Regions from separate parts of the Homo sapiens genome. Here region 1 is linked to region 2. A link is an interaction called in ENCODE POLR2A ChIA-PET data of the cell type or tissue named here. Cell type or tissue: GM12878. All regions are shown on one strand. Each heading gives the region's core, and the rest is flanking DNA. Links, peaks and the distances in the headings are about the cores only.

Region 1 (2,926 bases), core at 332-2,831, 340 kb before region 2:
CATAAATAAGACCTTATGTATAATGGCTGAGCTTAAGAGATTTTTAAAATTTCAGCATCTCCTTCTATCTTCATTAATATGTAGTTCCAAAATAGGGCTGACTTCCTAACTTATATAAAATTGTTACTATTTTTTTCCTCCTAATAATGAGTGTTTTCCACACTGTTATAAATTCTGCGTAAATCACATTTATCAGCTGGGTATTAATCTACTGCGCGTGTACACCATGATTTACTTATATAATTAATTTCCTTAATGATGGATATTCAAGCTTTTTCTTCTATTATTGATAATAATGCAGTGAACATTTTTGTGCAAAGAGATCTTTCTGTCTCTAAGATTATTTCCTCAAAATAGATTTCCAGAAGCTGATTTGCTGAGCTAAACGATATGAACTATTAGCCTCTTTCTAAAATTTATATGCTTATCCAACTCTCTGTATTCTCAAATCAAAAATTTTTAGTAATTTTATAGGTGAAAATAACACTTGATTGGAATTTAAATTTGTATTGCTTTAACTACCAGATAGGTTAAATTTTTTTCCTATGGTTAAACAATGATGTTTTCATTTTAAAGTCTTACTGATGCCTTAGAAAATATTTCTTATTTATTAATTTAAAGAATCACAAAGTGGTCTCTTTGGAATACTAAATTTGTGGGATTATTTGAAAGAAGTAAACTATATTCCTTTAAAAAAATATTTTTAAAATAAAAACATTTCACTAATGCAGAGATCTCCCCTGAAACTACTTCAAATCGATGAAAACTTAACATAATTAACTGAATGCTCTGAACTGATCAATAACATTTTAGAGTAGCCATCTAGCTTTATGGTTTTTTTCTAGTGTTAGGAATGTTAAATGACAGCTGTCTTCTCAGTAATCCTCTCTCATGAAACATGTCTGTTTCACTGCTACCAAAACTTGGATAATGGGTAGTTTGCATCAAATTGCTTTTGACTTGTCTATGGTGACTTTTCTGTTATATACATAACAATACCGACCACACCACATGATATAAAAGTAGTTGTCATCACAATATGTGGGGAATGATCGCCAAAATGGCCTAACAAGAAAACTGAAATTAAACTGATACAGAACTACATATCTTTTTAGAACTAGATGTAATGGAGACAAACACCCTGAAAGGCAGTACTTATCATAAACTGGGATTTCTGAAATTCAGTGTCTATATTTAAACCAGAAGACATGATTAAAAAATATATTTATATCTACAACTAAATCTATCAGAGCCAACCAGATTTTGAACAATGCAGTCATCCAAATTTTCTCTGGCCCAGTCACAGCCTTTTTGAAAAAAAGTAGCACTTACTCCTTTTATGCCTTATTATGCAAATCATACTATATAAAAGGTAGACAATTTGGAAGCACAGACATATACGTAATATTGCCATTTACACTGGATCTACTGTTTTGTAACTGTTTTTTGAACTTTGGTATATCATAAGCCCTGCCCTGGAAGTAGCTTTTGGGAACACTCTCCTTTTAATCCCATCCTGGGAGCTGGTGCAGAAGGAAAACTGGGGGATAAGAGGACTTACAGTATTGCTGATGAAAGAGGAATTCCAAATCCACCACTAGCTGGCAGGTCCTTTTAGTCCTGGCATTGGCAATTTCTGCCATACCTTCTTCTCACTACCTTGCTGCCCCAACCCTAGCCACTGTACTCTTTGGGCGATGGCTGTGGAGGGGTCTGCCTTGGGACCAGGGTGGTGGCAGTTCCCTGAGACCTAGTCTACTGTGGCTTTCCACCAGTAGACAAGTAAAAAGGTCAAGCCAAAGAAGCTGTCTTTCATACAAACTCAAGTAGGTCTACAGAACTCTAGGTGAGTAGTTGTGTGATATTGTACCACTATAACTTCCCCTGCCATCTGTATGGGGGTCTCCAATCAAAGTCAACTAACCTGGAAATTCACATTTAATTGAGCAAATCAGGGGTTTATAAAAATGTTAGGTCCAGGCCAGGCTTGGTGGCTCATGCCTGTAATCCCAGCACTTTGGGAGGCCAAGGCAAGTGGATCACCTGAGGTCAGGAGTTTGAGACCAGCCTGGCCAACATGGTGAAACCCCGTTTCTACTAAAAACACAAAAATGAGCTGGGCGTGGTGGCGGGTGCCTATAATCCCAGCTACTCGGGAGGCTGAGGCAGGATAATCGCTCGAATCCAGGAGGCAGAGGTTGCAGTGAGCTGAGATCGCACCATTGCACTCCAGCCTGGGGAACAAGAGCGAAACTACATCTCAAAAAAAAAAAAAAAAAAAAGTTAGGTCCAATTTGCTACAAGGCAGAGTGTACTAGAGTTTTGAATCACAGAATACTTGGAAAAAAAGGGTGTTCTTGTTCTGTGAAATGCAAACATTAAAAATCAACAATAGCTAGAAACAAAAATAAATAATGACAAAAAACCCCCCAAAACCAACAACAACAAAAAACAAACACCCTGTGGTGAGGTGAAAGACATATCAGACTAGGAGTCAGCAAATATAATTTCAAGGTTTCATTTTATTATTAACTAGCCAATTGCATGTGGGCCTTCGTTTCCATACCTAAATTTTTAAAAAAAGTAGAAAAAAAAGGGACTGTATTAAGCTGATCCTTATAAATTCCTGACTCCTTTCAGTGCTAACATTTAATAATTCCAAATATTCTATTACTTTGATTATTTAAGGGACAAACTTAAAAAGCTATCTACCATCAATGCATTAGTATGTGTGAAATACTCTAGGTATTTTTATTTTGTATTATATCTAGAGTTAGTACAATTACTCCATTTTTTCCTTTTTTTTTTTTTTTTTTTTTTTGGTAAACTGCAGTCAGAATGTATAGTCTCCTATAAGACAATAGTGTTTATATAAGTGGATGGCTGGAACACATCAACGTGCCTACAACATGCTGCTGAGTCTACA
Region 2 (2,926 bases), core at 309-2,808:
TCCAGTTACAAGGGGCTCCTGGTCCTAAATAAATAAATCCATACTTGCATATCTTGTTCTCATAAACTTATATAGAAAAAAATAACAGAGACAGGAGAAAGTGGGGGAGGAGAACGGACTAAAAATTCCATTTCAGAAAGTTTATGTTTTCCGCAAGAGCAGTAACAGAACAGTACATAAAATATATTTCACAAGGGAGAAAGAACTTTGTAAACCTATATGATCTCACAATTAATACTTACTTTAAGGTTAACCTAAAAAGAACCACAAAAATATACATTACAAATCACAAAGGTACATACATTGTTTAAAAACTGAAACCAGTATTTTTAAAAATGACCTCGTTTTAAACCCAGTTTTCTTAGTGGATTTACCAAAAAATAGACACTCCTCAGAGACTGTTTCATCAGATAAAGTAAATGAGGTCTTAACTACATGCACTATTGCCTTTTTAAAAAGCCAAACAAAACATTCTGCTTTGTCAGGGTTAGAAAAAAATAAAACAACTGGTGCTACCATGCTGAGATGCAGTCAAATAAAAGCAAAGTGGTTTCAAAAATAAATATGGGATATATATTATTCTTGTATTGGAAAAAACTGACAGGCCCTCGTCCACAATCACATGTGTGTTCAATTATACTTAATTAAAGTTGGGCTACACAAGTTTCAGGGTTTTTTTTTTTCTCTCTCTTGATAGGGCTGGAAAACAAGTTTTCTTAAAGCAACAGGAAAGCTGACAGATGGTGGCTCTTTGGATACATCCAATGATCTGCTCCTACTGTGCCCTTCCAAGTGCAACTCACTTTCATGCACCTTAGCTCCAGTAGAAGTGGGAAAAAAAAAGGCAAGAAAGGAAGGCACAATGGTCATACATCTCTATATGATTTAGCAGTCCCTCCTTTAAAATAACCATAATAGGAATTTCAAATTCCATTCCATTGGACAAAATGGATGCATCTTAGGAGTCATCTGACAATACAACATAGATACACAGCAGAAATTCTCCCAGCCTACCTCCACTTGACAGACTCACTACATTAGCCCCATATTCCCCATTCTCTCTGTAAAACTCTGCTGCGTACGGCATGTTTCTCAGATTTAATAGGCTATCTTCCAGATGAGTCTCAAACTTTAGCTCTAAGTGGCTTTCCTTTCAATTAACTAAACAACTACAGTACAGACCCAGAAGCAGAAAATGAGGCTAGAGGCCACTGACGTTATGGTTTATTGAAAAAAACTGGTCAGATGATGTGGTTCGAGTCACAATTCTGCCACTTACTAGCTCTGTGGCCTTAAGCAAATAGCAGTCTACGTAAGCCTGAGGTTTGCCTTCTCATAGCTATCATAGTAATAAAGTTAATAATACTATATATTGAACAGATACTATGTGCCAGGCATTGTGCTGATTAAACCTGTGACCTCTTTTCATTCTCACAACACTATTATTATCATCATCACTTTATAAATGAGGAAACTGAAACCTATAGAGAGGTTGAATAACTTATGCCAATGATAGCAGCAGGAGGCAGACAAATGCCTAGGCAGAGGGTGTCGGGTCCCCAGTGAAACCCCACTTTCAAACCAAAGACAGTTTAAAGCCTGAAAGCCAAGCTACAAGTCAAATCCACGGACCGGATTGAGAACCTGTCTTCTCATTTGGCACACTTCCCTCTGATTGATCCCCCCTCCTCCACCAATTTTACTTTAACCTACCCTTTCCTTATTGGTTTTCTACACTGTCGTGCCTACCTTTGAATGGTGCCTTCATTTTAACCTTTTTTGTGTACTCACAAACCAATCAGCATGCACTCCCCATTCTGAGACCCTAAAAAGCCCCAGACCCAGACACACAGAGAGAGAGAAACCACCCAACTACAGGGGTGGGGGGACCACCCCCTGCATCCCCTGTCCACTGAGAGCTGTTCCATCACTCAAGAAAATTCTTCTCTGCCCATCCTCACCCTTCTAATTGTCAGTGTAAGCTCATGCTTCTTGGATGTGGGACAAGAGCTTGGGAACCACCGAATGCTATAGCACAGGTGGACCGAGTGGGCAGGGCGCCTCCAGTGGTAGGCCCAGGGCTGAGTGAGGCCTGGATCAGGGGGCATCACTGGCTGTGGAGGTCTCTGGTTGGCAAAGTGGCCACGAAAAATCCAGCGTCACCAAGTTCGGAGCCCAAGCATTCTCAAGCTACCTTTCTCCGACCATTCCCTTATTCAAAACACCACCACAGTGACTCATCATTCTCTGTGTAAGACATGGTTTTTCACAATGCAATAACCACTGCTTATGGGTTTTGTTTTGGTTCCCCCCACCCCACCAGTGCTTAAATTGCCTTTAAATCCACCTATAAGATATTTTAAGACACAGCCTAAATATTACTTTCCATGGAAGCACTCTCCAACTCATCTAAACAATCCGTCATACAATGTGAGCTTATAACTTTATTGTTTTGTGCTTGTTGCTTATAACTTTATTGTTTTGTGCTTTTCTATGGGATTCTCAAGGGCAAATACCACATGAACTCATCTTTTTATGTTCAACTACATTTGTTTAACAAATTGATGTCCCGGCTAGGTGTGGTGGCTCACACCTGTAATCCCAGAGCTTTGGGAGGCCAAGGCAGGAGGATTGCTTGAAGCCAGGAGTTCAGGACCAACCTGGGCAACATAACAAAGTGAGATCTTATCTCTACAAAAAAATTAAACAAACAAAAAAACAAATCAACATTCATTTGCAGGGCTCTTTGGTCTTCTTAAAGAACAAACATATGAAATAAATAAGCTGATTCTTAAAGATAACAAATATAATGAGCTTTCTCAACTGTAAAAGCATCTCTAAGTTGTTCTATCAATGCATATCCACTCCATGAACTAACCTGAAGAAAGTGTTGACCATTCTACCCAATTAACTGTAAACTAAGATT

Evidence for each region. ChIA-PET counts read pairs that join two places held together with the same protein. Peaks named below come from ENCODE experiments on the same cell type or tissue, not always from the same donor. Only the 100,000 strongest peaks of a DNase experiment are listed, where the experiment ranks them.
Region 1: POLR2A ChIA-PET joins it to region 2 with 5 read pairs; 2 of 35 experiments call an interaction of 5 or more read pairs at or near these places.

Annotation. Positions count from the first base shown.
Region 1 is chr6:21,129,578-21,132,503 of GRCh38, reverse strand. All of the region lies in intron 13 of CDKAL1 (CDKAL1 threonylcarbamoyladenosine tRNA methylthiotransferase), which reads right to left. Among named protein-coding and RNA genes, the nearest start is that of LINC00581, 380 kb to the left of the region's middle. In GM12878, for the core only: no CTCF peak of the experiment used is centred there; no DNase peak of the experiment used is centred there.
Region 2 is chr6:20,789,741-20,792,666 of GRCh38, reverse strand. All of the region lies in intron 8 of CDKAL1 (CDKAL1 threonylcarbamoyladenosine tRNA methylthiotransferase), which reads right to left. Among named protein-coding and RNA genes, the nearest start is that of CDKAL1, 260 kb to the right of the region's middle. In GM12878, for the core only: no CTCF peak of the experiment used is centred there; a DNase peak (open chromatin) is centred at 1,319.